Regions from separate parts of the Homo sapiens genome. Here region 2 is linked to region 1. The links are chromatin loops, found by intact Hi-C in ENCODE. Cell type or tissue: thyroid gland. All regions are shown on one strand. Each heading gives the region's core, and the rest is flanking DNA. Links, peaks and the distances in the headings are about the cores only.

Region 1 (12,855 bases), core at 2,167-10,166:
TACAAGCATGAGCCAGCATACCTGGCCACAGCTGGCCTTTTTTTTTTTTTTTTTTTTTTTTTTTTAGCAATTATTGATTAAACACTTATTTTGTCAACTCCTTGTAGGGACTGATGGCACAGCACTAAAAGACACTTCCCCCCCACCCCAACCCCCGGAGGAAGCCTACCTCCCAATTTGATATTGAAACAAGAAAAAAGATCAGTACTTGGTAAGGTCAATGACAGGGAAACCCAGGTTACCGTGGAGGACATCTCATTAGGGAGGATTTTAATTTGTAAACATGGCATTAGAAATTAAAAGTGCCATTGTTAGAAGAATTTCTTGTCTCCTCTCCTCTAATTTATTTTACAAGTATTTTGAGAAGTGAAAGACAAAGTCCAGCTTTATGATTACATTATGATACTCAAAGATATGTTTTATGGAGGCATTCACAGAGTTCTAAGGTGGTTAAAGTTGCCCACGATGTGAATATATAGTTCCATAAAGGACAATGCTATCTTGCCACAAAGCTGATCCAGCAAACACTAGGTGGGGTTTTGAAAAATGACTCGGGATAACGAAGCAATCTGGAGTCTGAGCAACCTTGCTCCTTGAACTGTGCCATCTTTGGAAAATTGGCCCCCACCAAACTGTATAGCCAGATGAATGAGGACTCAGAAAGATAATGTATTACTCACTTTCCAGATTTAGCACGTTCCTAGAATTTTAAACTCATTTTTATGGACTGTTGCCTAACTGAGGGGAGACTTAGACAAACCCAGAGTGGTTATGAGCAACATCCCCGGGGGAGTCAGTGCCCAAATTTGGAGTCCTTGTGTCCTGAACATTCCTGACACTCCTGGCTTGGATATTCAGCCTGCCCGAGTTGGAGTACCCCAGGGATTTTAGATGCAGCTGAGAACTGCTGAATTAAGCCAAGTGTTGGAAGATCCTGCAATTTTCATTATTAAGTTAGCCCTCTGCTTTATTGAATGCACAAGCTGGCATATGCTTGGGAATGTTTCTGCTTCCAAACTCACAGCATCTACATTTTTCAGATGTTTGACCTTGATCTTGTGACCTTGCCTCTAGAACTCTGAGAGTGCTGGGAATACTCACAGCTGAGTGATGGAAGCAAAAACTAGAAAACAATCTTTTTTTCTTTTTTAACTCACTTACAATACAGGGTTACCTGGCTTGAGACTAGACTGTTTTAGACTAGACTTACCTTCCTTAAGTTATTAATTTTATCATATAATCTCAGTATGACTTCACTTTTTGAATTGATACCACTAAAGCCTGAAACTATTAAAGCTATGCAATCTGCTTGCTAAGGCAAGCTGGTATTTCCTGATACTGCTATCCAGATAGCTGAGAACCTTCTCTAGAGTCATGTTTTTCAAACTTTTCTGATTGCTGTTTGCAATAGGAGATGTATTTTTATCACTAGCACACACACACACATACACATATATACATATGGTTGAAACAAACTTTTCATGAAACCATAATTATCCTTTCTGGGCCTGTCACAGTGGCTCACGCCTGTAATCCCAGCACTTCGGAAGGCCAAGGCAGGTGGATCACTTGAGGCCAAGAGTTGGAGACCAGCCTGGCTAACATGGTGAAAACCCGTCTTTACTAAAAATACAAAAATTAGCCAGGCGTGGTGGTACATACCTGTAAACCCATCTACTTGGGAGGCTGAGGCAGGAGAATCGCTTGAACCTGGGAGGCAGAGGTTGTAGTGAGCCTAGATAGTGCCACTGCACTCCAGCCTGGGCAACAGAGTGAGACTCTGTCTCAAAAAAAATAAAATAAAATAAAATAAAAATTATCATTTCTGCCTACAATGCCCTATGCCAGGGGTTACAACCCATAGTCAATCCATTCCTTAACCTATCCCTGTCTGACTCATGAGCTAAGAATGGCTTTACATTTTTAAATGGATGAAAAACAAATCAAAAGAAGAATAACATTTATATGGAGACACATTTACAACATGGCATGCACTGCTACAAATCTTTGCATTTACTGTCACATTAAATCTTTACAATAATTTGTCTTTGTCTTAACAAAAATCATGACCACAATAGCAACAATGGCTAACGTTTTTTGAGGGAGTGCTCATGGTGCTGAGCATTTTGGTAAATGCGTTATGTGATACATGTATTTAATCCTCTGCACCCTATAAGGCAGGGAGTATTAGCATTCCCATTTTACAGGTGAGGAAACAGAGGCTTGATAAGGCTATGTAACTTGTAGAGCATCACAAACCTAGGAAATGGCAGTTGGGGTTTGATTCTAGGTTTTTCTGCTTCTGGTTCAATGATTTTGACTACTATTTACCTTGGTAGCTCCTTGCCAACTTGACCCACAACATGGACTCGATGAATATTTGAAAAATGAATGAATACATGCGTGAATGAATGAAGGACCTTGAGATGGAATGATGGTCTTCCATGGATCCTAAACAACTATGAGAACACAGACAAATTAGGTGATTGTTCTGTGCTTTTAAATGTAGGCTGAGCATGGTGGCTCATACCTGTAATCCCAGCACTTTGGGAGGCCGAGGCAGGCAGATCGCTTGAGCCCGGGAGGTTGAGGCTGCAGTGAGCCATGTTTGTGCCACTGCACTCCAGCCTGGGCAACAGAGCAAGTCTATCTCAAAAATAAAATGAAGTAAATGCAAGCAAACAAAGTAAACATCTCATTTATTGAGTGTTTACAATGTGCCTAACACTGCACATAAGTGCTTTCAATGCCATTCTCATTTGATCCTCATGACACTATAAGGTAGATGCTATCCCTGTTTTACAAATTTAGAATGAGGTTCAGAGAGGTTAAGTATCTTGCCAAAGATGACATAACCAGTATTCAGACCTGTTGTCACTGAGACTAAGGACCAAGACCATGTTCTTAACCACTGTGCTATATACTTCCATTTATTAATTTCTAACATCCCTGTAATATCTACCCTATGGTTTTAAGGCAAAATAAGCAATATTGCTAGAGCCTTCATTAGTAATTATAGTGTGAGCCAGGTACAGTGGCTCATGCCTGTAATCCCAGCTACTCAGGAAGCCAAGGTGGGAGGATCCCTTGAGGCCAGGAGTTCGAGACCAGCCTGGGCAACAAAAGGAGACCCTGTCTCTACAAAAATAAAAATTAACCGAGCATGGTGGTGTATGTCTGTAGTACTAGTTACTCAAGAGGCTGCAGTGGGAAGATCCCTAGAGCCCAGGAGCTGAAGAATGCAGTGAGCTATGATCACACCACTGCACTCCAGCCTAGGTGACAGAGTGAGACACCATCTCTAAATAAATATATAACTATAGTGTGCTCCAATGACATGTTTCTCTATCAAAAAATTTAAGGCCTAAGACAGAAGAAGTGGAGGAAGCATAGAGATACCTTCCAGTACATTTTACATGAGGATTGTGTTACTAACATACTGTTATATAATCTTTGCAGATTTTCTATAAACCTAAGACTTTTCTAAAATTAAAATTTATCTTAAAACACTCTGAAGCCCATGAAAAATATGTTCAACATCATTAGTCATTATAGATATGCAAATCAAAATCACAAGGAGATACCACTATACATCCACTAGGATGAGTATATTTTTTTTTTAAATGAGAATAACAAATGTTGGTGAGAATGCAAAGAAATTGAAACCCTCATACATTGCTGGAGAGACTGTAGAATGGTGTAGCTGCTGTGGAAAACAGTGGGCAGTTCCTCAATAAGTCAAACATAGGATTACTGTATGACCTAGCCATTCCACTCCTAGGTATATATATATGCAACAGAACTGAAAACAGGTGTGCAAACAAACCACTTGTACAAAAATGTTCATAGAAGTAACATTCACAACAGCCAAATTCAGAAACACCCAAATGTCCCTCAATGGATTAATAGATAAATAAATGCGGTATATCCATACAATGAAATATTATTCAACCATAAAAAGAAAGAAAGTACTGATACATGCTCAAACATAAAACAACCTTGAAAACATTGGTGAGTGGAAGAAGGAAAATGCAAAAGACCACATATTGTATGATCGCATTTATATGAAATGTCCAGAATAGGCAAATCCACAGAAACAGGAAATACATTAGTAGTTGTCAGGAGCTGAAGACAGGAGGAGTGAGGATGGTGCTCCTTAAGGGTTATGGGATTTATTTTGGGAGGGGATTAAAAGGTTCTGGAACTAGACGGTGGTGATGGTTGCACAACATTATGAATTTATTAAATGCTACTGAGTCATATACTTTACAATGGTTAAATGGGGAGTTTTATTTTATATCAATTTTACCTAAAATTCATTTAAAAAAAAAGAAAGGCCAGGCACAGTGGTTCACGTCTGCAATCCCAGCACTTTGAGAGGCTGAGGCGGGAGGATTGCTTGTGTCCAGAAGTTCAAGACCAGCCTGGGCAATATAGTGAGACCTGTTTTTTTAAAATATATATATATAATAATAAATTTTAAATACATATATATTTTTTGAGACAGAGTCTTCCTCTGTTGCCCAGGCTGGAGTGCAGTGGTGCAATCTCGACTCACTGCAACCTCCACATCCCAGGTTGAAGTGATTCTCCTGCCTCAGCCTCCTGAGAAGCTGGGATTAAAGTTGCCTGCCACCACGCCTGGCTAATTTTTGTAGTTTTTAGTAGAGACGGGGTTTCACCATGTTGGCCAGGCTAGTCTCAAACTCCTGACCTCAAGTGATCCACCTGCCTCAGCCTCTCAAAGTGCTAGCCACTGTGCCCGGCCTAAAATAATTTTTAAAAAACCACTCTGGCAACATTACAAAGTTGTGACATATTAAAATAATATAGAATGTGGTATATAATATAAACATATAACTTACAGAAAATAAAAATATTATAGTGCTCAGAACATCTTGATTTAGAGCATGGGTTTTTTTGTTTGTTTGTTTGTTTGTTTTGAGACGGAGTCTCGCTCTGTCGCCCAGGCTGGAGTGCAATGGCACGATCTCAGAGAATCTCTTTAACCTGGAAGGCAGAGGTTGCAGTGAGCCGAGATCATGCCATTGCACTCTAGCCCGGGCAACAGAGCAAAACAATGTCTCCAAAAAAAAAAAAAAAGACTTGCCTGAGGATGTCTAGACATTATGTGAAAGCACAGGGCTTTGATTCTGCCAGTTATAAAAGCCCATGCTCAGCCAGGCATGGTGGCTCATGCCTATAATCCCAGCACTTTGGGAGGCCAAGGCGGGTGGATCACTTGAAGTCAGGAGTTCAAGAACAGCCTGGTCAACGGTGAAACCGTGTCTCTACTAAAAATACAAAAATAGCCAGGTGTGGTGGCGGGCACCTGTAATCCCAGCTTCTTGGGAGGGAGCCTGAGGCAGGAGAATCGCTTGAACCAGGAACTCCTGACCTCAGGCGATCCACCCACTGCAGCCTCCCAGCATGCTAGGATTACAGGCCTGAGCCCAGCCCTCAGAGAAGTCTTATAACCTATATCAGCTCCACTGTCCTCAACCATAAAATGAGTATGATTGCTATTATTATGAAATACTTTTCACATGAGGTGTCATTTAGCCTAACAATAATGATGTTGATGGTTAATATATAGTTTGTTCCTTTCTTTCTTTCTTTGTGTATGAATTGAGTGTTGCTAATCTTCTTAGTGATAACTACATTAAAAGCAAACTGATCTGGGTTTAGGGAGATAACAATCATATTTTGAATGGCTTTTATCTCCTTGAGAGGCTTCCTACATCCCAGAAAAGTATTGTGTGAATAGATCTTTAAAGTAGTTTCCAAAGGAGTATAGCAATGTACTATAACTATTATATGGCATTATGTTGAAATTTAGGCTAAATTGTTGTTACTAAAATTTCTAGGCTGATTCCAACCTGTTTCCAAGAACAGCTATGGAATTCGGAGGTGATAGGAAAAACTTTATTAAGAAAAAAGATACCTACTTCTCCTTCCCTTCCCCTGAGGATAACTAAGCTGTCACCATGAATACTAAGACTGCTATTTCTTCTTGTATTTGCATATGGCATCCTCCCAGGTAATTTATGGAGCAAATCCTGACACAGCTCCAGGAGAAACCATATAGCTCCTTTAGTATCATTAGTAAGTAAAAGACCAGAACATGTAAAGAGGGAGAGGAAATTCATCTCCCAAAAGATTCAGGCACAAGGCTCTCTGTTCCATACCCTCTACAGTCCCTCCACCCACACAACTCAGACATTGTATGTAAGAGAATGACACTTCTAGAACCCTGCCCTCTAACCTCTGCTCCTTTTTTTTTTTGCTCTGATTCTCCTGGGAGTTGAGGAACGCTGGAAAATAACTGCAGGGTTTGGCTTCCAGTTGGTTAACCCTGATGCTGATTTCTCTGTGGGACATTTTCAATCTCTGTTCTTGGCAAGAAACTGCAGAACTACAAAAACTGCCAGCTGAATGAAAATATGTTGAAGAGCAAGGGGGTTGGGAGAGATGGAAATTTGGGGAGTGAAGGGTTTAACACTATTCCCATTCCTGTTTGTACATTCTAGTCTAACCACCAACTGTAAGAAAGTTTGACTGACATTTGACCTACTGGATTAACATCATCAAAAGGGCTGAAACCCTCTTTCTTTTTATTTTTTTATTTTTTTATTTTTAATTTTTGAAACAGGATCTTACTCTGTTGCCTAGGTTGGAGTGCAGTGGCATGATCTCAGCTCACTGCAAGCTCCACCTCCTGGGCTCAAGCCCAGGAGATACTCCCACTTCAGCCTCTGGAGTAGCTGGGTTTACAGGCCTACACCACCATGCCTGGCTAATATTTGTATTTTTAGTAGAGATGGGGTTTCACGATGTTGGTCAGGCTGGTCTTGCACTCTTGGTCTCAAGTGATCCACCCGCCTCAGCCTCCCAAAGTGCTGGGATTATAGGCTTGAGCCACTGTGCCCAGCCCCCTCTTTCTTATTCCATTCTACCTTACGTGACTCCTCCAACTAGGTTAAATGTCTTGTATTTGTTTTAGCAGCACGTGTACGTCCTCATGCAGGCATTCCCAAAATATTTGCAAGGCTTATCATGTGCCAATTTGCTACACCTTAGGTAATGATTCGTCCTTTAATTCAATAAATATTTATTGAGCACCTAAGATATGTCAGGCACTTTTGAACTAGTGGGGGAAAAGCCCTTAACTAATTGGGCAAAGGCGTTCTTCTCATGGAGCTTACATTCTACTGTGGCAATACACAAAGTAGAAAATAGAGTCTCTGAAGATAGGTGCTATGGAGGGGGAAAGGGGGACTTTTGATGCCCAAGGTTAGGATTGTTGTTATGTACAAGGTGATAAGGGGAAGCCTCGTGGCTAAGTTCAGAACTGAGCAGAGGTTTGAAGACAGTGAGAGTGTGGATCAAGTAGCTATCTGGGAGACAGTGTTCTGGGCAGTAGGATCAGCAAGAACCAAGGCCCTGAGATGACAGTCTGCTTGGTGTGGCATGGAAAAGCAAAGTGGAAAACAATAGGCAAATACTCTTACCCTCATGGGGCATAGAGTCTGGCTGGGGAGACAGATAGTAATCAAATATCTGCCTAATAAATGTCTAATTCTAAAGGGACTGTGTGCCAAGCGGAAAATGCAGACATGGCTGGAAGACACTATAAAGACACCTGATCGAATCTGAGGGAAGTATTCCCTTAGGAAATGTAGTTTCAACTGAAATCCAGAGAAGAAGAAGTGATTAATATGGTACTGGAAGAGGCCAGGCCTCCCATAGTTTTGGGATTACAGGCATAAGCCACTGCACCCAGGTTCCTTTTTTTTAACCAATCATCCTCAATATTAAATATTATTTTTAGTATGTATTTCCTAAGAACAAGGATATCCTTTGTGTCTTGTGACAAGAGACAAAATAATTGAGCAGGCATTGAAAGCCCTCATATTCTCAGAAAAGTAGGTTTTTCCAGCAGACATTAAACATACTCCTGCAGGCCAGGCACAGTGGCTCATGCCTATAATCCCAGCACTTTGGGAGGCTGAGGCAGGAGGAACACTTCAGGCCAGGAGTTTGGGACCAACCTCGCCAACATGGTAAAACCCATATCTACTAAAAATACAAAAATTAGCTGGCCATGGGATGTAATCCCTGTAATCCCAGCTAGCAGGGAGGCTGAGGCACGAGAATCGCCTGAATTTGGGCGGCAGAGGTTGCAGTTAGCCAAGATCCTGCCACTGCACTCCAAACTGGTTGACAGAGCTAGACTGTCTCAAAAAAACAACAAAAGAATATGGTACTGGAAGGGTGTTTCCCTTATAGAGGGAAGAGTCTTTGTTCACAGGGGTGAAAAGAAACAGCTCTAGTTTTAGGAAATAAAAGATCCAGTGTCTGACTTGCAGAGAATGAGGGGGGAGGCATCCTTGAGGAGCTGAAAGACAGGAGCAAGGGACAAATCACACAGGATTTCTTGCAGTTTGTATGTAGCTGTTTAAATAAATATGTTTGCCGTCTGCCTTCCCTGCTGGACCAAGCTGGGCAAGGGGTAGGGGGGCAGCTGGGACCCTGTCTTGTTAACTACTGCATGCTAAGTACCTACTCAGAATGTGGCACACAGAAAGGGCACAGTTTGTATTTATTGACTGGCTGACTGGCTGTCTAACAACTCAAACAATCTGACATAACCATCTGAAAGCCTCAATAGTGAAAATGCAGCTTGCATTTTGGGAGTAGTTGGTTCTGCCAGATTCCAGGTTTAGAAAAGGCCAGCAAATTCGGCAGTATTCAAAGCTGTGATTTCTATTTCAAAACCACAGATAGAAGCTGACCAGGACCATGGGGAACTCCTTCCGTGGGGGAAAGGAATCCAAATGGGACATTCATGATACTGAGTTGGGGCAGGGTTTCTATCTTGACTTGGTGATTGTGCATATCATAGATGGGTGCTCCTTTGCTCATTTAATACTTTGTATTAATAAGTGAAATGACCACATGGTAAAACAGTATTCTTTTTTCTTTTTCTTTTTTTTTTTTTTGAGATGGAGTCTCACTGTCACCCAGGCTGGAGTACAGTGGCATGATCTCGGCTCACTGCAACCTCCGCCTCCCGGGTTCAAGTGATTCTTCTGCCTCAGCCTCCCAAGTAGCTGTAACTACAGGTATCGGGGGAAATTCAGCCAGATATCAGGCAAAATTCACCCCTGATATTTCACGTACGTTGTTTTCTATTTTCCCTAAGTGTCGGCCAGTTTGAGAAATAAAGGGACAGAGTACAAAAGAGAGAAATTTTAAAGCTGGGCGTCTAGGGGAGACATCACATGTCGGTAGGTTCCGTGATGCCCCCTGAGCCATAAAACTGGCAAGTTTTTATTAGTGATTTTCAAAAGGGGAGGGAGTGTACAAATAGGGTATGGGTCACAGAGATAACGTGCTTCACAAGGTAATAGAATATCACAAGACGAATGGAGGCAGGGCGAGATCACAGGACCACAGGATGGGGCGAAATTAAAATTGCTAATGAAGTTTCGGCATGCATTGTCATTCATAACATCTTATCAGGAGACAGGGTTTGAGAGCAGACAACCAGTCTGACCAAAAATTTATTAGGCGGGAATTTCCTCGTCCTAATAAGCCTGGGAGCGCTATGGGAGTCTGGGGCTTATTTCATCCCTACAGCTTGACCATAAAAAATGGCCACACCCAAGGGGGCCATTTTTGAGGCCCACCCTCAGGGACGCATTCTCTTTCTCAGGGATATTCCTTGCTGAGAAAAATAATTCATCGATATTTCTCCCATTTGCTTTTGAAAGAAGAGAAATATGGCTCTGTTCCGCCCAGCTCACCGGCGGTCAGAGTTTAAGGTTATCTCTCTTGTTCCCTGAACATTGCTGTTATCCTTTTCTTTTTTCAAGGTGCCCAGATTTCATATTGTTCAAACACACATGCTCTACAATTGGTGCAGTTAACGCAATCATCACAGGGTCCTGAGGCGACATACATCCTCCTCAGCTTACGAGATGACAGGATTAAGAGATTAAAGTAAAGACAAGCATAGGAAATGACAAGGGTATCCATTGGGGAAGTGATAAGTGTGCATGAAATCTTCACAATCCATGTTCAGAGACTGCAGTAAAGACAGGCATAAGAAATTATAAAAGTATTAATTTGGGGAACTAATAAATGTCCATGAAAGATTTACAATCCACGTTCTTCTGCCATGGCTTCAGCCGGTCCCTCCGTTTCATGTTCCTGACTTCCCGCAACATACAGGGAAGTAGTCCCAGTACTTTGGGGGGCCAAGGCTGGTGGATCCCTTGATGCCAGGAGTTTGAGACCAGCTTGTCCAACATGACAAAACTCCATCTCTACAAAAATACGAAAATTAGCCAGGTGTGGTGGCGCATGCCTGTAGTCCCAGCTACTCAGGAGGCTGAGGCAGGAGAATCACTTCAATCCAGGAGGTGGAGGTTGCAGTCACCTGAAATTATACCACGGCACTCCAGCCTGGGCATCAGAGCAAGATTGTCTCAAAAAATAAAAATAAATAAAATATGCTGGTTGGTTGTACTTGTAATGCAGGGACAGAGGCACCCTTCATTCTGCACAGTTTGGTGATGATGGTGTAGGTACAGGGCCTGGTGGGGTGGGGGGCGACTTTTTTTTTTTTTTTTTTTTTGCCACCAAGAGGGGATCCAAGCCTGGGGACAGTGTTAATTTAGAGGAGGCCAGATTGAAAGAATTGAAGAGAAACAGGGGTCAAGCCTGGAATCAAATCACATGTGAAGCATACTCTGCTTCTAGACTTTTCTGCTAGGTAAGGCCCTAGATTCTATTTATTGTTTAAATTGGAACTTCTGTAACTGGTATCCAAATTGTCCTAGCTGGTAAGGGTGATAGAAATCCAGAAACAGTTCTGTGCACTCTAAAAATACAGCAGCATCTATAGAATATCAGAATGAGGGTGGAATTGCTCCAAGATCCATCTTCTTTTAAGTTGTTTTGTTTTTAAGTGAAATCTTCCAAGAGTTTATCCCTTAAATATAAAAATGAAATTTTGACTAAGTAAAAATATGTGTGTTTTTTTAGAAAAATGCCAACCATACAAAGAGGTATACAGTGAGAAGAGGGTATCCATCCTACTCATCTCAGTTCCTCTCTCCAAAGGCAACAGTTTAGTTGTTGCACATTTCCTTGTGTGTACTTTCTAAGATATTCTGTGCATAGATCTTCCCTTTAATTTACACAAATGGTACTATATTACCGTTGCTATTTTTGCTCAGAAATGTATCTTAGAGGTTGTTCCGCATCAGAAAATATTTAAGCTGCTTCTTAAACAGGGCAACATGACCAAAATTTTTCATTCTTCATTTTATTGCTATGAACCCTACCTGTAAATGGGTGGTGGGGGGAATTTGTTTAATCAGTGAAATGAAGCAACAGCAACAAATACCTTCTCAGGTATCTGAGGAAGTGTACTTAAAATTATTAAACAGCTGCAAACTATTTCATTTTTTGGTTCTGTAATTTATTTAACCAAGCTCCTACAGGGAGTCATTTAGGTTGTTAACTTTTTTTTTTTTTGAGATAGGGTCTTGCTCTGTAACACAGGCTGGAGTGCAGTGGTGCAATCACAGCTCACTGTAACAGGAACTCCTGGGCTCAAGAGATCCTCCTGCCTCAGCCTCCCAAGTAGCTAGGACTACAGACACGCACCACCACACCCAGCTAATTTTGAAAGATTTTTATAGAGACAGGGTCTTGCTATGTTGCCCAGGCTGGTTTTGAACTCCTGGCCTCAAACAGTCCTCACACTTTGGCCTCGCAAAGTGCTGGGATTACAGGCTGTAACCTTTAGCTACCATATACAAAGCTGCAACAAGTGTTGTACATGCTGCTTTGTTTGAAAGCTGTATCAACTCTTCTAAACAATAGCCTATGTAAACACAGGCTGTTGAACCAAAAGTTTTAAATTTGAGATGCTGAGTAGAAGAATTCAAAAACTGGGTTTGGTTGCTTAGTTTTTGGCATATAACCCTCTTTTCTCCTACAAATAGATAGATTTCTTTTTCTCATTCATTGATCCATCCATTCATTTATCAACAAATATTTTGGGGCAGTCAGTATGTGCCAGGGAGTATTTTAAGTGCTGATTGTTACCTCCAGGGCCTAATATCACATGCTTATTTAAGAAGCAGGTGATAGGTCCAATGAATGTCTAGTCCTCTGTGGTTATTTAGACCTATTAACACAAGCCACGCAACACATAACAATGTTTCAGTCAGTGACAAATTGCATATACAACATTGGTCCCATTCGATTTTAGTACTGTATTTTTACTATACATTTTCTTTCTTTCTTTCTTTCTTTCTTTCTTTCTTTCTTTCTTTCTTTCTTTCTTTCATCTTTCTTTCTTTCCTTTCTTTCTTTCTTTCTTTCGAGACAGGGTCTTACTGTTTCCTATACTGGAGTGCAGTGGTGTGATCATGGCTCACTGCAACCTCCACCTCACGGGCTTAAGCAATCCTCCTAACTCAGCCTCCCAAGTAGCTGGAACCACAGGTGTGCACCTCCACGCCCAGCTAGTTTTTTTAAAAAAAATTCATCAAGACAAGAACCTCATTATGTTGCTTAGTCTGGTCTCAAACTCCTGGGCTCAAGGGATCCTCCTCTCTCAGTCTCCCAAAGTGCTGGGGTTACAGGCGTGAGCTACCAGGCCTGGCCCATTTTCTATATTTAGATATGTTTGGATACACAGATACTTACCATTCTGTTGCAATTGCCCAGAGTGCTCAGCACAGTAACATGGTGCACAGGTTTGCAGCCTGGGAACAACAGGCTATCCCATAAAACCTAGGTGTGTAGTAGGCTGTTCCATTTAGGTTTTTGTGA
Region 2 (12,855 bases), core at 1,818-9,817, 72 kb after region 1:
TGCAACGTGTGGATTCAGGAATGTGACCGTACCCTCCCTGTTTCTCCCACAGCCTGCTTTTCCCCTTCAAATATTGAAGCCTTCAAAGTCATCTTTGGAGAAAGGTACAGACTTGTCTACCAGGTGTGTCCTCAACTTTGGCAAAATAAACTTCTAAAGTGATTGAGACTTGTCTCAGATACTTTTTGGTTTACAATATGTCTGTCAAATGAGTGAGTAAGTATCTGTGCTGCAAGGCAAAGAGCTTTAACATGGAGAGCCTGATGACATGGGTGGTAGGTGCAGCTCTGTGTGCTGTCACTGGAGTGGATGCTGTCAGTGCCCTGCTCAAATCCCCTTTACTTAGAGGGGCATCCATCCTCCAGCTGCTGTGAGCTGTGGCTTCATCCAGGGGAGAGATGATGATGACTTAGACCAGGGTGTTTATTGTTAGCAGAAGTGATAGAAGCGGTTGGATTCTGGATACATTGTGATGATGGAGCCGACAGGATTTTCTGGTGGATAGGCTACAGAAAGTGAGAAAAAGAGAGCATGCAAGGATGAAATTCAAGGTTTTAGGCCAGAGCAACTGGATAAATGGAGTTGAAATTTGCTGCAATATGGAAGACTGCATGAGGAACAAGTTAGGGGTGGGGTGGAAGGACAGGAGTCAAGTTTTGGCCAGGCGAATTTCAACATATGTATTAGACATCCAAGAGGAGAAATTGAGTAAGTAGTTTAATAAGCGAGTCTGGAGTTCAGGTGAAAGGTCTGGGCCAGATATAATTTGGGAGTTAAGGATATATGGATGATGTTTAAAGCCATGAGACTGAAAGAAATTACCAAAGGATTGAGTGTATTTGAAAAGAGCAGAGGAACACGGGCTGACCTTGAAACTTTAAAGGTAAAGGTTGGGGCTGGACGTGGTGGCTCATGCTTGTAATCCCAACACTTTGGGAGGATGAGGTGGGAAAGTTGCTTGAGCCCAGGGGTTTGTGGCTGCACTGAGCTATTATCTTAACACTGCCCTCCGGCCTGGTCAACAGAGTGAGACCCTGTCTCTTACAAAAAAAATAGATAAACAAAAAGGAATCAGAGGCTAGTGTGGTGGCTCACGCCTCTAATCTCAGCACTTTGGGAGGCTGAGGCGGGCGGATCGCTTGAGCTCAGGAGTTCAAGACTAGCGTGGGCAACAGGGTGAAACCCCATCGCTACAAAAAAAAAAAAAAAAAAAGCCAGGTGTGGTGGCATGTACCTGTAATCCCGGCTACTCGGGAGGCTGAGGCAGGAAAATCGCTTGAACCTAGGAGGCAGAGGTTGCAGTGAGCCAAGATTGGGCCACTGCCCTCCAGCCTGGGCAACAGGGCAAGATTCTGTCTCAAAAAAAAAAAAAAATTGATAAAATAAAAGACCCATTGGTACCAATGGGTCTCTAAGATTTATTTCAGTTATCTTATTTTGCAATTCTCTTGGGGTTAATAAGTTTCTCAGTCTTTTCCCAAATCTACAAAAATTAGTGTATTTCCTTATAGTTACCCATCATTGGAAACAAATTGCTGCTGTTCCAGTTATGTATTGATGCATAACACACTTCACCAAAACCCGGTGACTTAAAGCATCAACCATTTTCTTTTCTTTTCTTTTTTTTTTTTTTTTTTTTTGAGATGGAGTTTTGCTCTTTCGCCCAGGCTGCAGTGAAGTGGCACAATCTCAGCTCACTCCAACCTCCACCTCCAGAGTTCAAGTGATCCTCTTGCATCAGCCTTTCAAGTAACTGGGATTACAGGTGCCCTCCGCCATGCCTGGCTAATTTTTGTATTTTTAATATTTTTGGCCAGGCTGGTCTTGAACTCCTGACCTCAGGTGATCCACCCACCTAGGCCTCCCAAAGTGCTAGGATTGTAGGTGTGAGCCACCGTGCCCGGCCCCCGTTTTCTTATATGTCATGATTTCGCAGATGCAGAGACGGGGCTGGGCTGGGCTGGGCTGGGTGATTCTTCTAATCTAGTTGGAGTATCTGGAAGTCTGTTGATAGTTTTCAACTGGTTGATAAATTAATCTACTCATGGAGTAGGAATGTAAACTGAATCGTGCAGCCAAGCATGTAAGAACATATGAAAAGTAATTACACTATAGTGTGTAGGAAAAGAAGGTTGGGTATTCCTGGGGAGAATATTTCAGTCTTCTTCACCTCCTTGGCTATTACAGAAGTGAAGGGAAATGACTGGAAGTTTGGTAAATTGCAGCCTAAATAACAAGAGACAATTTTCTAGTGTGCAGAGAAAACAATGCCATTGAATCCTGGGCATTCCTCTAGTTCATCAGTCTCATCTCATCTAATGATTGAGCCTTGACCTTCTGAGCTGAGGATTCTTGTGTCAGAAGCCACAGTTTTACACATTTCTGCAGGAATACTTTCCAAGCTTTTCCAAGGAAGAAATTTTTGTTTCTTCTGCTGTGTTTCTGCAGCGGTTTCCACTCACAGGAAGTCCTAATTATCTGAGGAAAACTACCACTAGATAAAAACACTTTAAACGAAGAGCAAACTTCAGTACATAGCATAGGTGAGTGTTTGGGGTGCATGCAGGTTCAATGGGAATTTTTCTTGAAAGAAAACAAAAATAAAATTATAAAAAGAAAGTTATTTTACTTATTCAATAAAATGTTTCTGATTGCAACTACATGCAAGAGGCAAAGAATGAAGTAAGTGTTGATTGTTTTGTTTTGCAGAAAAGTTTAAAAAAAATATTTTTCAATATAGTGAGACCTTTTCTCTACGAAAAAATTAAAAACTAACTGAGTGTGATAGTGTGCCCCTGTTGTCCCAGCTGCTTGGGAGGCTGAGGCAGGAGAATCACTTTAACTTGGGAAGTGGAGCCGAGATCACGCCACTGCACTCCAGTCTGGGCCACAGAGTGAGACTCTGTCTCAATAAAAAAAATATATATTTTTTAGAGACACAGTGTTGCTATTTTGCCCAGGATGGTCTTGAACTCCTGGCCTCGAGTAATCTTCCTGCTTCAGCCTTCTGAGTATGTTTTACATAAAATTTCAATCAGTAAAATTTTATAAGATGTGACAAGTCATCCCTCACTCAAGTGTCACTTTTTCATCCCAATAAAGATCAGTTTTATAGTTATATACACTCATGTACACATAGCTATGTACATGTATGTGTATGTATGTGTGTATATATCTATATATATACACATATAAATATGTAAACACACTCTGGGTCTTCAGTATTTTTAACTTTTTTGATCTATAGTATACTTAGAGAAAAATGGCCGGGTGCAATGGCTCACACCTGTAATACTAGCACTTTGGAAGGCTGAGGCAGGAGAACTGCTTGGGGCACGGAGTTTGAGATCAGACTGGACAACATAGCAAGACCCCCATCTCTACAAAATAAAAATTAGCCAGGTGTGGTGTCACGTGCCTGCAGTCCCAGCTACTGAGAAAGCTGAGGGTTGAGGATTGCTTGAGCGCAGGAATCCGAGGCTACAGTGAGCTATGGTTATACCACTGCACTCCAGTGCCAGTGACAGAGTGAGACCCTGTCTCAAAAAAAATGAAAATAACTTCAGAAAAAGTCATAAGTGCACAACTCAGTGAATTGTAATTTTCATAAGCCGTTCACACCCATGTTGTCAGCACCTAACTCCAGAAAGAGAACATTATCAGCCTCTTAGATGCTCCTCTCTTATTCAAAAGCAGTCATTATTCAACTCCACCCCCACCGCAAGTAGCAACTCTCCTGACTTCTGACAGCATAGATGAGTTTTGATTGTTTTTGAACTTCATAGAAAGGGAATTGTATTTTGTTATCTGGTTTCTTTTTCTCCATATTACATCTGTCAGGTTTACATATGTTGTTGCTAGTACTTTTTTATTCATTCTCATTGCTGCGTATTTCATAGTACGCATATACCAACATTTCTCTATTCCGCCATTGATGGATATTTGGGAGGTTTCCAGTCTGAGGCTTTTATGAATAGGGTTGTGAATGGGGTTCAGGACATGCTACGTCCAAAATATGGCACCTTGGCATTTGAGAAAACCACAGAAGCAAGAAGGTCTCTCTGATCTGTCTCACCCTTCTCCCCTAATGTAGTCCATGAAAACTAGCTGACCTTCCCCTGAGAGTAGGTGATTAGACTCTCCTTCCAGAGAGGTCCTCCCTATACCTGGAGGAAAGGAATGAAGACACAGAGATGCCAAGAAGAATCTGAAGAAATAGACCTTGTAAATTCCCCCCAGCTTATTCCCATTAGATCATACCCTTTTGTCCTCCAATTATACTTTGACATGATTCTTCATAAAAGTACACACTTGTATCTGTTTCTTCAGGTCTTCTTTTGTGAAGGCTCCCATGTCACATAAAACTTACATGAAATAAATCTGTATGCTTTTCTCTTGTTAGGTCACCTTTTGTTACAGGGGCCTCAGCCATGAACCTTGTGATGGGTGAGGAAAAGATCTTACTTTTTCTCCCCTACTGCTGCTAAAAACATAGTATGTGAGTTTTAGCACACATGAGTATCCATTTCTGTTGGGTCATGATGTAGTTTTTCTTGCTTATGAATCTGTTAACTTAGTCAGATACATCCAAAAGTGTTGCTTCAATGACATTTTGCCCATGGTTGGAACCATACATGTTCAGTTTCATGGACATTTATATACTTTATGAAAGAATACACAGTGATTCAGCACTAAAAAGAAAAGTTATTATATCCACGGTTTTCACAGTTTTCGTGGCTACAGAAGTAAAGTAGCAGGGTGCAAATGATGTTATTGAAACAAATATTTGTCAAAGGAGGAATGACATCAATTCCTCTAAGTGTTTTGTGGAAGGAATCTAAGAAGACAGACAACCTCAAGGAGATGAAGCTGCCAGTTATACTGAGTTCATGCTGTTTCTCAGATATATGCAAAAGCATTTCCCATCACACATCATGCAACTGAAGGCAGGAGAAATGGCCAAATTCCTTGGAACAGATGAAAGATACTTCAGCCGGGTGCAGTGGCTCATGCCTGTAAAGCCAGCATTTTGGGAGGCCAAGATGGGCAGATCATGAGGTCAGGAGTTTGAGACCAGCCTGGCCAACATGGTGAAACCCCATTTCTACTAAACATATAAAAATTAGCTGGGCGTTGTTGTGCATACCTGTAATCCCAGATATTGGGGAGGTTGAGGCAGTAGAATGGCTTGAACCCAGGAGGCAAAGGTTGCAGTGAACTGAGATCGTGGCACGGCACTCCAGCCTTGGTGACAGAGCAAGACTCCGTCTCAAAAAAAAGATACTTCAAAGCAGGGAAGAGCTGATGTGTCTCATTCATGTGTAATGCAGGACTGTCATTAAGACCTTGCGTCATATTTAAGTGGCCTCATTTTTATTCTTCCTTGGAGGTAGATAAATAACAAGGCATTTAGTAGCTATGATGTCTTATAATTGATGAAGTATGATAATCAGAATGATCATATTAAAGCTGTAATTTATTGGTCCAAGCATTGTGCTCAGCAATTTACAAACATTCTCTCGTTTAATTTAATTCTTCACAGCAGTCCTATATGGTAGGTAATATATTTTAGCCTTAGAGACATTAGGCACCTTGGGCAAAGATACATTGGTAGTAAGTGATGAAGCCAGGACTCAGACCCTAGTGTGTGACTTTGTGAATGCTGACTCTGCTCAGCACCTGGAGGTCTGAGGTTTTCCAGCTGCTCTACTGGAGGATGAATTCAACTGAGGTGACCAGGGACGGGAAGATCATGCTGGCATTGTGTCTAGGCAGTGTTCTTCACTCCAGCTTTGACAGTCATAAAGCTACCACTCTGACCCTAGTTCCGATCATTTATTACCTGCACTAGTTGTAATAGTTTCCTTATTAGAAGTTTCCCTGCTTCCAGGCCGGGTGTGGTGGCTCTTGCCTCTAATCCTAGCACTTTGTGGGGCTGAGGCAGGAGGATCACTTGAGCTCAGGAGTTCAAGATCAGCCTGGGCAACATAGTGAGACCCTATCTCTATTTAAAAAAAAAAAAGTTTCCCTGCTTCCGACATTGTCTCCTATCACCCATTCTGAGCACAGCAGCTAGAGTGAGCATTTATTGATTGATTGATTGACTGATTGATTGATTGATTGAGACAGGGTTGCACTTTGTCACCCAGGATGAAGTGTCACGACACCATCTCGGCTCACTGCAGCCTTGACCTCCCAGGTTCAAGCGATCTTCCTGCCTCAGTCCCCCAAGTAGCTGGGACAACAGGTGTGTGCCACTACACTGGGCTAATTTCTGTGTTTTTAGTAGAGACAGGGTTTTGTCATATTTCCCAGCCTGGCCTCAAACTCCTAGGCTGAAGCAATCCACCCACCTTGGCCTCCCAAAGTGCTAGAATTCCAGGTGTGAGCCATGGCGCCTGGCGTGAACATTTAAAACGTAAGTCAAGGCCATACCCCAAACCCTCCAAAGGCTTCCTATCTTGGCATAAAAGCTGGAGTGTGTGGGGTCCTACAAGACCTTGTGCCATGACTCTATGTCACTCTCTCCATTCCCTCCCTCAGGTACAGCAATCCCGGCCTCCTTACATATCCAAACTCAGGGTCTTTCTCACTTTGTGTCCTCCACCAGGAACAGAGTTGGAGACAAGGATTTGAATATAAATTGTTTTTTTGGAAAGTGAAGGAAATTGGGAAAGGAGATGGAAAGGAAAGGGCGTGCCCCTCAGCCAACTACCCCTGTGGGCAACTGATCTCAATTCCACTGGCAAGGTTTGGGAGCCGGTGTAGAGCTTGCACTTCGGGGGTGAACAATCTTAGCCCTCCTGAGGGGACTGTCTCAGGCCTGGGGTAAGGCAGGGTCCAGTGCCCAGAGAAGGCCTTCAGGCATAAGGGGTGATGATGCTGGTCATTTGACATCAGGCTGGCACTAAAATGGGAAAACTTGAGGCATACGGTCAAGACCTTGAAAATGTCCACGACAGGCCCACAGATTTGCTCTACTGTCTGCCTAGAATATTCTTCCCTCGCATAGTCCCATATTGCTCCCTTAGAACTATATTCAAATGACTCTTCAGGGAGGACTTTTGTGATTCTCTTCTTCAAATCGTCCCCCAACTCCTAGAACACACATATATCTTGTTTATGGTCTTTCTTCTACCACTAAATAAAGGCACCACGTGGGCAGGCATTTTGGTCTGTTACATCTGCTGCTTTATCCGCATTGCTTGGTATGGTGTGTGCTGCATAATAGGAGTTCGATAAATATCGAATGAATGAATGAGTGAAAGGTCATTTAGAAACTCTTATTTTCTGCGTCTATTGTCAATTGACTTGGAATCCTTAGGAATGAGGAATATGGTTAATTGGCATCTTCGAACTCCAATATATATCTATTATTTTATATTAGGGCCTGATGGTGAATAACCTTCAATCTCACCCCCCTCCACAAATGTTGAACATCTACCATGTGCCAGACACTGTTCAAAGTACTAGGAATACTGCGATATATCAACTGGGAATGACTTTTGTCAGGGAATGACAGAAACACCGACAGCAATGGCTTATACCAAATAAGGGTTTTATTTTTCTCCTGTAATTAGAAGTCTAGACACAGACAGTCCAGTGCCTGCGCAGTGGCTCCAAGGGGCCACTGGGGACCATGCCTGCCTCTACCTTCTCTATGTCGTCCCAGCTTGCTGCTCTCCCTCCAGCAGTGTCTGTATTCCATTAAGGAAGGGGAAATGGAAGGGGAGAAGGTATGTTCCAGAGGATTCCTCCCTCCAGGATGCTTTCCCGAAAAGCTCTACACAACAATTTCTGGTCGTATCTCTTTGCACATCTTGTGGCTACCCCTAGCAGCAGGGGAGCTAAGAAATGTAGCATTTGTTTGCTTTTGTTTTCTTTGATGGGCTCCTTGTTTTCTGTAAACAAACTTGGGAAGTAGGGTACAATTAAATGCATCTTGGGTAGGTGACTAGCAATACCGTCCATAAGACTAATAACCATGTTCTCTTGAAGCTGTCACTATAGTGCAGGCAAACAGAAAACAAGGAAGCAAACACACACCAACTTGTAAAAAATTCCAAATGTAATAGCCACAAGTGCTGTGCAGGGTCCTTAATAATAAGGGGGAGTTAGAAGTTGACTCAGGTTCTATATTATACCTGGGAGTCAAAGGAGCAGCTCTCCAAGGAAGTGACATCGGAGCTGAATTCTGAATGATGAGGCAGAGGCGACTTTGCCAAGATCAACTGTGATTTTACCAATCCTTTGTTGGTTATAATGTAATCCCAGTCAAGAAAGCATATAACTATGTCTACCTAATTCTTTAAAATCCAGCCTTCAAGATGTGGGATAAATCATCCTTATTTTTCCTAAACATTCTCTCAGAGCTGTGATGAGGTTTTTTTCTCCTTCTGGTGCTTCTCTCTCCCCTTCCCTTCCCTCCCTCCTCTCTCTCACAGATAGCAAAAATTAAGGTGGTTCCTTGACAATAATGGTAAATGATCACGGAATGGAGCATGAGAGGGAGTTTTTGCTTGTTGTTGTTTTTGTTTGTTTGTTTGTTTGCTTTTGAGATAGAGTTTCGCTCTTGTTGCCCAGGCTGGAGTGCAATGGTACGATGTCGGCTCATCTCAAACTCCACCTCCCAGGTTCAAGCAACTCTCCTGCCTCAACCTCCTGAGTAGCTGGGATTATAGGCATGCGCCATCACGCCCAGCTAATTTTGTATTTTTAGTAGAGACAGTGTTTCTCCATGTTGGCCAGGCTGATCTTGAACTCCCGACCTCAGGTGATCCACCCACCTTGGCCTCCCAAAGTGCTGGTATTACAGGCGTGAGCCACCACACCCGGCCTTGTTGTTTTTTAAAGCCTAACAATGCTTAATGTGGCTGGGGCAAGGTGGCTCACACCTGTAATCCCAGCACTTTGGGAGGCCGGGGTGGGCAGATCACTTGCAGCCAGGAGTTTGAGACCAGCCTGGCCAACATGGTGAAACCCCATCTCTACTAACACTAGAAAAATTAGCTGGGCGTGGTGGCTCACGCTTGTAATTCCAGTTACTCAGGAGGCTGAGGCAGGAGAATGTCTTGAACCTGGGAGGCAAGAGGTGGAGGCTGCAGTAAGCCAAGATCGTGCCACCGCACTCCAGCCTGGGCGACAAAGCGAGACCCCATCTCAAAAAAAAAAAGCTTAATGCCAGAAAAAAATTTTTTTTTCAGGGAAATAAGTGAGATATGGGCAACTTATAAGAGAGGGAATAATTCTAGGAAAATTCTGTTTAACCTATTAGCCAGTCTATCAAAGAAGAAGATCTCTGTGGCATTGGGTGAAACTCTTGGTATGCCACATTCTAATCCACATAGCCTTAGAAGGGCTCTCACATGCTCATGTTAGTAAGTCAGTTGTTATGGAGAAAGGTGCTTTTTACATCTGCAAGGCTGGCTAGTCACGATAAGCAATTTAAATGTTACTGAACCTATTTCTTCTTGAGGCTGTTGCTGTATGGTTTCTTGCTGCCAGCTCTTTTCTCCCAATATTTTTATGCTATAGTTATCCTTTATCTAATATATGCTACACATGCAAGCAAACCCCTTTTTGTGTGTTGAGAACTATAGCTCCTATAAAATTCTGGCTAGACCCAACTCAGCAGGTGTGTTCAAGTCTGCTTGCAAGAGACTCGACAGGGTGAAGGGTGGAAAAATGTCAGTGAACATTGTGGTTGTAATACCACCTTACTTCACATTTCCCAGTGACTTTTTATGCTTCATATAGAAATGTTCAAAACATATCTCATTGCATTTCATTTCTAGATTGCAGCGTGGTTGTATTGTTTTTCCCCCTGTACTTTAAAGACTAAGTACACTTTCATCCCAGATATTACCAAAATCATACAGATGATTCAGCACTTAGACAAAACTGCCTGATAATTTTCCATCTTCATCATTTTTCATTCTTGACCTGAATCTTTTGGTATTGTGTAAGTGCTGCCTAAATGAAAAGTTTTTCTTTTTAGTTTTAAGAAATGTGTGTTATAGGCCGGGCGCAGTGGCTTACACCTGTAATCCCAGCACTTTGGGAGGCCGAGGCAGGCGGATCACAAGGTCAGGAGATCGAGACCATCCTGGCTAACATGGTGAAACCCCGTCTCTACTAAAAATACAAAAAAATTAGCCGGGTGTGGTGGCGGGTGCCTGTAGTCCCAGCTACTCGGGAGACTGAGGCAGGAGAATGGTGTGAACCCGGGAGGCGGAGCTTGCAGTGAACCGAGATCGCGCCACTGCACTCCAGCCTGGGCAAGAGAGTGAGACTCCACCTCAAAAAAAAAAAAAAAAAAAAGAAATGTGTGTTATAAAGCATTCAGACACGTTAATATCTTTATTATACTTTATTATACATAACTCTTTTTTTCTTTGTTTGGAAGTCCCTGCTCTTTAGCCCATTGCACAGGCAACTGTTGATAAAACACATAGTCTTTTTTTTTTTTTTTTTTTTTTTTTTTTTTTTTGAGACAGGGTCTTACTCTGTTGCCTAGGCTGGAGTGCAGTGGTACAATCTCTGCTCAGTGCAGCCTCAACCTCCCAGGCTCAAGCAATCCTCCCACCTGAGCCTCTTGTGTAGCTGGGACTACAGGCGTGCACCACCATGCCCAACAAAGTTTTATATTTTTTTGTAGAGGCGGGGTTTGGCCATGTTGCCCAGGCTGGAAACCTTATAGTCTTAATTTCTGATTTCTATGAGTTATTCACGCAATAACTCCACTTATAGAATAAACATCTAAGATGAAAGATTTTGATAACCAAAATTGGTTTAAAATGTTACTGGAATCATTTAAATAAATTAGTACATTAATATGAAGGAGTTATTTGCAGTGATAAGCAACCATGTTCTTAAAATATTTAATGAAAAAATGGTACTGATATCCTGTTGAGTGAAAATAAGGAGGTTATAGAATGTTATTACTAGATGATTTCAGTTTTGTAAGATGTATTTTAAAAACTGGAAAACAGCCAAGCATGGCGGCATGTGCCTGTAGTCCTAGCTACTTGGGAGGCTGAGGTGAGAGAATTGTTTGAAGCCACGAGCTTGAGGGTGCAGTGAGCTGTGACTGCGCCACTGTACTCCAGCCTGGGTGACAGAGTGAGAACCCATCTCAAAAACAAAAACAACAGCAATCAAAACAACCTTGAAAATAATATATCCAAGTATTAACCACTGCATGGTGGGAATTTGAGTAGTTTTTACTTTCTTATTGTGTTTTCTTACATAGCTGGAATTATTGTTATTATTATTATTATTATTATTATTATTATTATTATTTTTGAGACGGAGTTTCGCTCTGTCTCCCAGGCTGGAGTGCAGTGGCGCGATCTCGGCTCACTGCAAGCTCCGCCTCCCGGGTTCACGCCATTCTCCTGCCTCAGCCACCCGAGTAGCTGGGACTACAGGCGCCCACCGCCATGCCCAGCCAATTTTTTCTATTTTTAGTAGAGACGAGGTTTCACCGTGGTCTCGATCTCCTGACCTCGTGATCCACCCGCCTCAGCCTCCCAAAGTGCTGGGATTACAGGCTTCAGCCACCGCGCCCGGCCATAGCTGGAATTATTTTTAAAATAAACATGTAAAGCCAATTTTTTTTTTTTTTTTTTTTTTTTTGAGAACGTCTTGCTCTGTCGCCCAGGCTGGAGTACAGTGGTGTGATCTTGGCTCACTGCAACCTCCACCTCCTGGGTTCAAGCGATTCTCCCACCTCAGCCTCCTGAGTAGCTGGGATTACAGGCATGCACCACCATACCCGGCTAATTTTTGTATTTTTTAGTAAAGACAGGGTTTTGCCATGTTGGCCAGGCTGGTCTCAAACTCCTGACCTCAGGTGATCTGCCTGTCTCGGTCTCCCAAAGTGCTGAGATTACAGGCGTGAGCCACCACACCTGTCCGTAAAGTCAATTTTAAAAAGAATACAAGCTTATTTTTCAATAAGGAGGTAATGCATAAGGGAGAAGGCATCAACTTAGAAACTGAATAGATGTGGGTTTAAATCCAATTAAGCATTGATTATACGGTCATGAACCTCATAATGATGTTTTGGTAAACGAAAGATAGTGTATAAAACGGTGGTTCCATAAAGATTATAAAGGAGATGAAAAATTCCTATTGCCTATTGACTAGCCTTTAACATCAATGGCACAATGCATTACTCCCAAGTTTATGGTAATGCTGGTGTAAACAAACCTACCGCACTGTTAGTTGTATAAAACTTCAGCACATACAATTATGTAAAGTACATAATAGTTGATAATAAACGACTACATTACTGGTTTAGATATTTACAGGATATGATAATTTTTTATTTTTTGAGACGGAGTCTTGCTCTGTCACCGAGGCTGGAATGCAGTGGTGAGATCTCGGCTCACTGCAACTCCGCCTCCCGGGTTCAGGCAATCCTCCTGCCTCAGCCTCCCAAGTAGCTGGGATTAGAAGTGTGCACCAACACTCCTGGCTAATTTTTGTATTTTTAATAGAGATGGGGTTTCACCATGTGGGCCAGGCTGGTCTCAAAATCCTCACCTCGAGTGCTCTGCCCACCTTGGCCTCCCAAACTACTGAGATTACAGGCGTGAGCCACTGTGCCTGGCTTCATTCTTCTACTTACATATATAAAAAATAAGTTGGTCTGGGGCAGTGGCTCATGCCTGTTATCCCAGCACTCTGAGAGGCCGAGGCGGATGGATCACTTGAGGTCAGGAGTTCGAGACCAGCCTGGCTAACATGGTGAAACCCCGTCTTTACTAAAAATACAAAAAAAATTAGCCGGGTATGGTGGCTCATGCCTGTAGTCCCAGCAACTCGGGAGGCTGAGGCAGGAGAATCACT

What was found. Hi-C counts contacts between places; a loop is a spot of excess contacts. Peaks named below come from ENCODE experiments on the same cell type or tissue, not always from the same donor. Only the 100,000 strongest peaks of a DNase experiment are listed, where the experiment ranks them.
Region 2: a loop joins it to region 1, with 2.3 times the contacts of the local background. A loop is called at or near these places in 7 of 110 quality-filtered maps.

Annotation. Positions count from the first base shown.
Region 1 is chr3:66,046,890-66,059,744 of GRCh38, forward strand. No RefSeq gene overlaps it. Among named protein-coding and RNA genes, the nearest start is that of MAGI1, 14 kb to the left of the region's middle. RefSeq lists an enhancer at 9,190-9,712. In thyroid gland, for the core only: no CTCF peak of the experiment used is centred there; a DNase peak (open chromatin) is centred at 6,792; H3K27ac peaks cover 2,835 bases.
Region 2 is chr3:66,119,448-66,132,302 of GRCh38, forward strand. No RefSeq gene overlaps it. Among named protein-coding and RNA genes, the nearest start is that of MAGI1, 87 kb to the left of the region's middle. In thyroid gland, for the core only: no CTCF peak of the experiment used is centred there; no DNase peak of the experiment used is centred there; H3K27ac peaks cover 599 bases.